Regions from separate parts of the Homo sapiens genome. Here region 2 is linked to region 1. A link is a contact called in ENCODE Hi-C or POLR2A ChIA-PET data. All regions are on one chromosome and are shown on one strand. The core of a region is the stretch at or near the end of the contact, and the rest is flanking DNA. Distances in the headings are between cores, read along the strand shown. Region 1 holds the start of FGGY-DT (FGGY divergent transcript). Region 2 holds the start of TACSTD2 (tumor associated calcium signal transducer 2).

Region 1 (4,291 bases), core at 1,295-3,794:
AAACAGGCGGCTGGACGTCGAGAGGAGCACATCAGCGGAGGAACACGCGGGCAGCTGGACGTTGAGAGAACACACTTACGCCAGCAGGCCACCAACTGGCAGAATGACATGGAGTTTGGCTGGGGCAGTGGGAGGAGAGCCTGGGCCGCCAAGCGGCCCGACACCAGGGGAAAACCATCTCCCTTTTGGCTCCTCCACCTGCTGAGAGCTACTTTCACTCCATAAAACCTTGCAATCATTCTCCAAGCCCACGTGTGATCCAATTCTTCTGCTACACCAAGGCAAGAACCCCGAGATACAGAAAGCCCTCTGTCCTTGCAATAAGGCAGGGGTTTAATTGAGCTGGCTAACACAAGCCACCCACGGACGGCTAAACTAAAAGAGCACCCTGCTACATGTGCCCACTGGGGCTTTGGCTGTAAACAGTCACCCCTAGACACTGCCGTGGGGTCAGATCTCCACAGCCTACCTGTCTGTATGCTTCCCTAGAGGTTTGTGCAGTGGGGACTGAAGAAGTGAGTCACACCCACATCGCACGCCCTGTGAAGGGGACAAGGGAACTTTTCCCATTTCATTAGGGGTTGGCAAACTAAGGCTCATGGGCCACATTGTCCATTGCCTGCTTGTGTAAGTAAAGTTTTATTGAAACATAGTCATACCTACTCATTTACTATTGTCTATGGCTGCTTTTACATTACAAAGTTGAGTAGTTGCAACAGAGACTGTATTGCTCACAAAGTCTAAAATATTTACTATCGGTCCTTTACAGAAAAAGTGTCACTCCCTGGAATAAATGAATCAAATGGAAGTAAATGGAAAAAAAAAAAAGGATTCATTCATTCGTAATAGGCAGTGTATCATAACTGAAAAAGATAGTGAAAATTGGTTTCAGACAAACCCAGGTAAGAATCTCACCTTCGCCACTTGGCTGGAAAACTCTGAACAAATTATTTTTACTCTTTGGGCCTGTTTCTGCATCTATCACCTTATAAGGTTGCTGTCTGAGAATTCTACTATACAATGTAATGTATCTGTTAGAGTGTAATATATCTGTTATTAGGTTTGACCTCATACAATAGAAACACAAAATAAAAGTGTCTTACACAGGACAGCAGTTTTTTTCTTTCATGTGGAGGTCTGGAGGGCAGTGGGTATTGATTGGTTCAGTGCCTCCTGCATTAGGAATCCACGCTTCTTTCACTTTGTTGCTTTGCTGTGTGTGGGTTTCATTCCTGAGGTCCTTTCATGGTTCAACACGGCTGCTGGAGCAAATAAAAAATCAAATACACAAAAGCCCAGAGAAAGAGCCATCCACAGAGGCCAGGCAACAAATCCACTTATTCAAGTCTAGCCAAGATGAGACCCCCTTGCCACAGTGCATGAAACCAGCATATTCCACTTATTCCATTCTTGGGGTACGTTGAAACAGATCTGGAAGCAATGTCTTCTGTGTATTAAGCATCTAACACTTTACAAAGCATTTTCATATGTCTTACCACATTTGTTCTTCATAATGTTCTGAAAAGGTAAGATGAATACATCTTATTATTCCTATTGAACACTTGATTCACACAGCTGCTAAGTAACAGATTCCAACGAGTCTATAGCTAGGTCTTTGGGTATGTTGCTGGTAATGAAAAGGTGAACAATCATGGTGCAGAAGAAAGAAAATGAGCCAAACCAGGATCCCTGGTAGAGTTGTAGTGCAAAGACTGGGGTTAATTGTGTGGCCTCAGCCTCACTGGGCTGTTCTCCTCACCTGTAAGACCAAGATAAGAGCACTTATTTACTTCGGGGTTGTTGTGAAGATAGCAGACAATCTTAGTGCACCTGCCACTTAAGATCCGTTCAGTGAAATTATTACCTTTCACAGGTGTGTCTTTGGAAAATCACTTCCCTTTCCTGGATCTCAGTTTTCTTTTCTAGGAAAACAACATGTTTGGACTCAGCGACTGCTAAACTGTCTCCCAAACCTCGAACTCCCTCAGCCTGGGATCCTGCCTTTTATGAAAATAGTTCGGATTGGAGCTCAGGTTGGAATTCTCGCTTTAGTTGCTTGCTAGCTGTGTGTCCCAGTAAAAGCTAAAAATTTCGGATTCCCCACATCTGTAGAATAGGGATACATAACATGCAGCTTATTAGAAAGGGAAGGCATGTGAGAATTAAATTAGGTCCGTGTCCAGTACCCACTAAATTGTAAAAACTTCTCAAAGGCAGGGACCCATCTGTTTTGTAGATTTACAGAATGTCATACGTTGAAGTACGGGGGTTCGCCACGGGATTAGAAAATTTCTGTAGAGTAAGGAACAAGACACAAGGTAAGCATTCAAGAATTGTAACCATGCAATATTCTTATTTCTTACAGTCGCCTACAACAGTCCTGGTGTTTAGTAAACGGTCTGACACACACACCCATCAGGGGCTGCGGAGAGTCCGCCTGGGTAAGCTCCGCAAGGTGAGTCCCCAGAGCCGGGAACTCGCAGCCTGAGCAGACGCAGCGTAGCCGATCTTGGGTCCGCGCTCCTCCCGCCTTGCCCAGCCCTGCCCGCGGTTGGCTAGGCCCCAGGGAACGCTGCAGCCGCGGGGTGGGCAGGCGACGGCCAATCCCACGCCCGGTTCAAAGGGCCAATCAGGCCGCGCTTTACAGGGGCCGCGCTTTACAGGGGCCGCGCTTTACAGGGGCCGCGCTTTACAGGGGCCGCGCTTTACAGGGGCCGCGCTTTACAGGGGCCGCGCTTTACAGGGGCCGCGCTTTACAGGGGCCGCGCCGGCGGGGGCGGGATCGCGCGCAAGGCGGGGCTGTAGCCGCCCCGGGACCGCCCTGCTCAGGCGCCGTGGGGTTCGGCGCGGCTACGTGCAGAATCCGTCTAGCTAAAATGTAATTTCAGATTGGACAAGTACTGTAAGTGACCCTCCTCTCAGTCCCACGTGGGCGCTGGGGGCTTTTGCTGGTGCGCAGGCTCTTAGCGCGCACGCCCAGAAAGAGGCTTCTCCAACCCGGCCCGGCCCTTCCTTCCCCTTTCCCGCAGTCGTTGCCTCCTCCTCCCCTGCCTCCTCCTCCCCTTCCTCCTCCTGGCCGCTTAGTCTCACACCCGCCGGGCCGTTGTTCCCGAGACGTTGTTGAGTCCCCTGTGTCCTCTTCTGGGTGAGGCGTCCGGCCACTTAAGGGAAGGGAAGGGAAGGGTCGGCCTTGACTGCATCCCCAAGGCTGCCTATTAGGTGTCTGGAACCCGTGCTGCTTCCTCTCCGATCAGTGCCCACTTATCTGTATTCAGTACTCTTTCTCTCCTCCCCTTACCCTTGTAGGACATTTTCCTGGCATTTGAGGAGCCTTTAATTCACGTCTGGCTACCGAAGGCATTTTTAGGCTAGTGTTGCTTGTAGATTTAAACGCTTCCAGCACTTGTGATAATGTTTGAGGCACAGCTGAGTTTAGATGAGATAATGCTGTTTGGTTACAGTTATCCTGAGTAGAAAGGCCTAGGGATATCTTTTCATTTTTAGCCGTTTCCTTTTTATTTAAAGATTGACAAGGGGCCGGGCGCGGTGGCTCACGCCTGTAATCCCAGCACTTTGGGAGGCCAAGGCGGGTGGATCACGAGGTCAGGAGATCGAGACCATCCAGGCTAACACGGTGAAACCCCCGTCTCTACTAAAAATACAAAAAATTAGCCGGGCGTGGTGGCGGGCGCCTGCAGTCCCAGCTTCTCGGGAGGCTGAGGCAGGAGAATAGCGTGAACCCAGGAGGCGGAGCTTGCAGTGAGCTGAGATCGTGCCACTGCACTCCAGCCTGGGGGACAGAGCGTCTCAGAAAAAAAAAAAAAAAATTGACAAGGTGCAAAATGGTGAATTTCCCTCATCATGGGCTGTTTTCCACTAAAGCACTTCTGTGTCTTAACACAAATTTCTTCCCCGAAGAGTCAGTCATGACATGACCAAAGTCTGAAAAGCAGTTAATCCTTAGGTTAAATTTTAAAGTATGAGACCAGGAGGGGTGAGGTGCTTATTCTTTTGACTTGTAAATCAGAATGAAAGAAGGGAAAGTCTTTTATTTTGTGGCTGTTATTTAAATGGTAGAGTTTTGCTTTGTATAGTTTTTGCTTGCTTTTCCTCTTTTTTTTCTATGATCCACCACGTGTATGTCCTGATTTTTTTCCTTTTTAACTTGCTTGCTGGATTTTCCAGCCAGATGACTGCCGCTTGGTCTTCTGGGAGTCTCCTGTTAATGGGGCCCTCATGCTTGGCTCTTGACCTGATGGCCACTGGCCTGGCTCTTGGAGGACCTCCTAGT
Region 2 (4,481 bases), core at 610-3,109, 720 kb before region 1:
AATCTGGAGGGACTTTTCACAAATGCCGACTTCTGGTTTGTGCCTTTCCCATATTTTATTAAATTCGTGTTTTATTTTAAAAAATTACAGCAACATTATCAAAGACAACATATGTACAAACATTTTACAAAAAAGAACATTACCAATATCAGTGGCAGTAAGGGCAAGCTGAAGAATAAATAGACTGAGTTTCCGGGCAATGTCTGTCCTCAAAGACATCCAAACTGCGTTCAGGCAGCTGAAACAGGCTTCTTTCCCAGTGACAAGCATATGTGGTCAGTAATACAAACGATGGTAAATGAGGCTACTACATAGGCCCAGTTAACAAACTCCTCTTCTCCTCGGGTAGGCCATGATACAAGTGGAACTCATCAAATAATTTAAACCCAAGGCGATAACAACGCTATTTCCCATCTAAACTCATTTAAGCCTTCACAATGTCGCAATGGATTCAGTTACTTGCAAACGATCCCGGGTTGTCATACAGATACTTGTTTTTTACACATAACGCTATGCCATCCCTTCCTTCACTGCCCCAGTCAGGTTTCCTGTTGTTGGACCGAAAGGGGATACATTTTAGAAATGCTTCCTTCAAGACAGAAGTGAGAAAGAAAGGAGACCCTGAGGCCAGGATCTATTAAACCTGGTGTGTGCGCAAAAGGGAGGGGGAAGGCAGGAATTTGAAAGGATAAACGTCTCCTTTGCGCCGAGGAATCAGGAAGCGTGACTCACTTGGGTCTGGGACGATACCGAAATCCGGTACCCCACCCCATCCCCTGCCCCGCCGGGTACCTACAAGCTCGGTTCCTTTCTCAACTCCCCCAGTTCCTTGATCTCCACCTTCTTGTACTTCCCCGACTTTCTCCGGTTGGTGATCACCAGGACGGCCATGCCGGCGACGAGGGCCACCACGACCACCACGATGACGGCGATGAGGCCGGCGGTGAGGCGCTTCATGGAGAACTTCGGGGGAATCTCGTCCAGGTAATAGATGAGCGTGCGCTCCACCTGCAGGGGTTCTCCGCGCACGCGCAAGTCCAGGCCGCCGCGGCCCTGGAATAGAGACTCGCCCTTGATGTCCCTCTCGAAGTAGTAGGCGGCATCGCCGATATCCACGTCACCGGCGGCCTTCTGAGACGTGTTCTGCCGCAGCTCGATCTGGATGGTGGGCTGCTCGTAGTGCACGGCCGCCACGAACTTGGGGTGCAGCCGATAGCGCTCGCGGAAGAGCCGCCTCAGCTCGGCGTCCAGGTCTGAGTGGTTGAAGGCGCCGGCGGTGGGGCGGTGGCGCAGGTCAATGAGGATGTGGTGGGTGCGCACCAGCTCATCGCAGCGTAGGCTCAGGTCGCCCTTGTCCGTGCGGCGCACGCCCACCGAGTTCACGCACCAGCACACCGACGTCTGGTTGCACTGGCGCGCCTTGAAGCGGCCCTCGGGGTCGCAGTCGGGGTCGTAGAGGCCATCGTTGTCCACGAGCGCGTGCTCACTCGGCCGCACCAGCGTGCGGGCGTTCTTGGGGGCGCTCATGCGCGCCTTGAGCAGCAGACACTTGGAGGTCAGCGTGGAGCAGTCGACCGCCATGCCCGAGCCCAGCGCGCGGCACTGGCAGCGGCCGCCGGGGCCGTCGGGGCTGCACACGGTCATCTTGTTGGTGGGACACGTGCAGTTGTCCTGCGCGGCCGTGTGGCCGGTCACCGCCGCCAGCACCAGCAGCAGCAGCGGCAGCCGCAGCGGTGGCGGCGCGAGGCCGGGGCCCCGAGCCATGGTGGGGCGGAGGAACGCGGACCGGACGCGGGCGGATGAGGCGCGGGGACTCGTCGGGGCTCGGGCTCCGGCGTCTGGGATGGTCTGCAGGCGTCTGCCGCCCGGCCGCTCCCTCCGGCTCTTATACTCTACCCGACCTGCCCGGCTGGTTCCACCACCGACCGTCCCCACTGGTATTTGGGTGACACATCCCGCCCCCCTCCCCGTCCCACGGAAGGCCAAGCCGGCCCTGCGCCGCCCGCGATAGGATCAGAACAGGGAAGCTGCTCCCGCCTCCTCCGGACCGAAAGCCGGGAAGGGGAGAACCGATACTCACCTGTAGGCTTCTGGGGACCCGCCCTCGGCGCGGCCTCCTGCTACAGACCTGGCGCGTCTGGGCCGCTCTCCCGGCAGAAAGTCTAAAGAGTTTCATTGCAAAGTGTGGCTCGCGACTGTCGCGCTCTCCTCTATACGCGACTCCCTTTTCGTTCTTTCCCAGCCCCAGCCCTCCCTTAATTTCTCTCACTCCCTCTCTTCTTTGTCCAGTTCTCACAGTAGCACACGTTTATATAGTTTACAGTTCACAAACATTATCTCATCCTAACACCAGTCCTGACAGGTAGGGACTATCAGACCCGTTTTATAGGTGGTACTGATGAGGCTTAAAGACCTGAAGTCACACTGCTATCAACTTCCTCATATTTCTGAGAGGGGTCTTTGGCACCCTGCCTAGGAGTGATGAGACCTTAAATAAAGTGTTTGTGGACACGAAGTGACACAGAATCTGAAGGGAAGTTAGGGAAGCAGTTCTGTTACTCACCATATCAAGGGTAAAACACAGGTATCCTGGTGTCCAGAGGGTTAAAAGTTCTGTTAAACACTAATTTTCTGTACCTCACACAAGCGCACACACACAGGCACACACGCACATAATATTTATTTGTGCACTGGCTATAAAGAGACAAACAGGAACAAATTCTTAAAGAGCCAGCAAGACTGTAAAGAGTTTTTTGTACAATTTGATTCTAACACAGCAAATCGTTGCTTTTCTTTTCCTGTATCCCACGTAAGTAGCTGAACCATGTAAATAATGAAAGAATGGAGCCTGTGAGAAATTGCTTGTCTGCCACTGTGTGGCTAGTTTCATGGCATACAGGGGTTGCAATCTCTTTTTGAGTCATTGAGAAAGTCTAGAGTTTCAAAGCTGTGGTAAAATTAACAATAATTAGCAAGCTATAATTATTCCCAGGTCCTCCATCAAAGCACATTTTATATGTTCAGCATTTAATGTGCACCACCAGTCGTGCAAGGGTGTTGTTTAGCAGATGAAAGCCAGCTGGGCCTCTGTCCCATTAATTTTCACGCAATTCCTGAGGCAGGAAGATTGAAATATATTCTGCCTTGACAGACAGAGGAAGCAGAGACATGTGAGGGACAATTTCTTTTTTCTTTTTTTTTTTTGAGACGGAGTTTTGCCCTTGTTGCCCAGGCTGGAGTGCAATGGCGTGATCTCGGCTCACCACAACCTCCGCCGCCCAGGTTCAAGCAAGTCTCCCGCGTCAGCCTCCCGAGTAGCTGGGATTACAGGCATGAGCCATCAAGCCTGGCTAATTTTTTTTTGTATTTTTAGTAGAGACAGGGTTTCTCCATGTTGGTCAGGCTGGTCTCAAACTCCTGACCTCAGGTGATCCGCCCACCTCAGCCTCCCAAAGTGCTGGGATTACAGGCATGAGCCACCACGCCCGGCGAATTTTTTTTTTTTTTTTTTTTTTTTTTTTTTTTTTTGAGACGGAGTCTCGCTCTGTCACCCAGGCTGGAGTGCAGTGGCATGATCTCAACTCACTGCAAGCTCCACCTCCTGGGTTCATGCCATTCTCCTGCTTCAGCCTCCTGAGTAGCTGGGACTACAAGCGCCTGCCACCACGCCCGGCTAATTTTTTTGGTATTTTTAGTAGAGACGGGGTTTCACCGTGTTAGCCAGGGTGGTCTCGATCTCCTGACCTCGTGATCCGCGTGAGGGACAATTTCTTATCCACAAACATGAGGAATTGTGGGATAGTCCTCTGCTGTCTATCCCCACTGTCTCTGTTCAGGTCTTCCTTGGACAGATATCTGAGTCAGGTTCTAGTTTCTTTTCCCCTCTCCGACCTCGGTCCACCCTGCATCCAAGAAGACTTTCTAAATCAGAAGTCTGTGCCCACCTCCTCTCTGTTAAGTAGAGTGAGGGGGGTGCTCTCGGCTCTCCAGATAAAATTCATGCTTCTTATATTAGCCCTTAAGATCATTCCTATATGATGTTATAGGCAAGCTACGTCTCTGTGCCTTAGTTTTGTCATCTGTAAAATGGGGATAATAAAAGTACCTACCTTACAAGGTAGGTTTTATAGTTAATGCAGATAAACTGCTTTGAAGAGTATCTGTTCTAACAGTATCTACACATAGTAAGCAACGGATAGATGTTAGCTGCTGTCATTTGTCATCATCGTTGTCGTCGTCGTCGTCATCATCATCATCATCATCATCGTGCTCCTGCCAACCTCTCCGGCAGTCCATGTTTTCAAGTCTTTGCAAAGTCACCTACCTGGAGTCTCCCTTTCTTTATTTAGTGCATAATTCTGTTTTTCTACTCAGCTCTTGAGTCACCTCCAAGATGCCTTCCCTAATAAGGCCCTCCCTGTTACACTCAGGGATATGCCTCTCTATTCGTTCCTAATCTCAGACATACTAGGATGGCAACA

The links. Hi-C counts contacts between places; a loop is a spot of excess contacts on that map. ChIA-PET counts read pairs that join two places held with the same protein, here RNA polymerase II (POLR2A). Pooled maps may share reads with other maps.
Region 2: a pooled map shows a loop between it and region 1 (4-fold over the local background). The contact joins the promoter of TACSTD2 here to the promoter of FGGY-DT in region 1. A Hi-C loop is called at or near these places in 1 of 37 single-sample maps with no recorded cell type and 5 of 50 pooled maps. POLR2A ChIA-PET finds 5 or more read pairs at or near these places in 1 of 52 experiments (PC-9).

Annotation. Positions count from the first base shown.
Region 1 is chr1:59,294,006-59,298,296 of GRCh38, forward strand. It overlaps FGGY-DT (FGGY divergent transcript), which reads right to left and starts at 2,545. Exons shown (of 2, transcript XR_001738089.2): 1 at 2,364-2,545; 2 at 1-1,759. It overlaps FGGY (FGGY carbohydrate kinase domain containing), which reads left to right and starts at 3,089. Exons shown (of 16, transcript NM_018291.5): 1 at 3,089-3,145. RefSeq lists silencers at 2,491-3,030, 3,041-3,130.
Region 2 is chr1:58,575,393-58,579,873 of GRCh38, forward strand. It overlaps TACSTD2 (tumor associated calcium signal transducer 2), which reads right to left and starts at 1,860. Exons shown (of 1, transcript NM_002353.3): 1 at 41-1,860. The coding sequence starts at 1,764. The coding sequence ends at 793. RefSeq lists enhancers at 628-1,323, 1,324-2,018.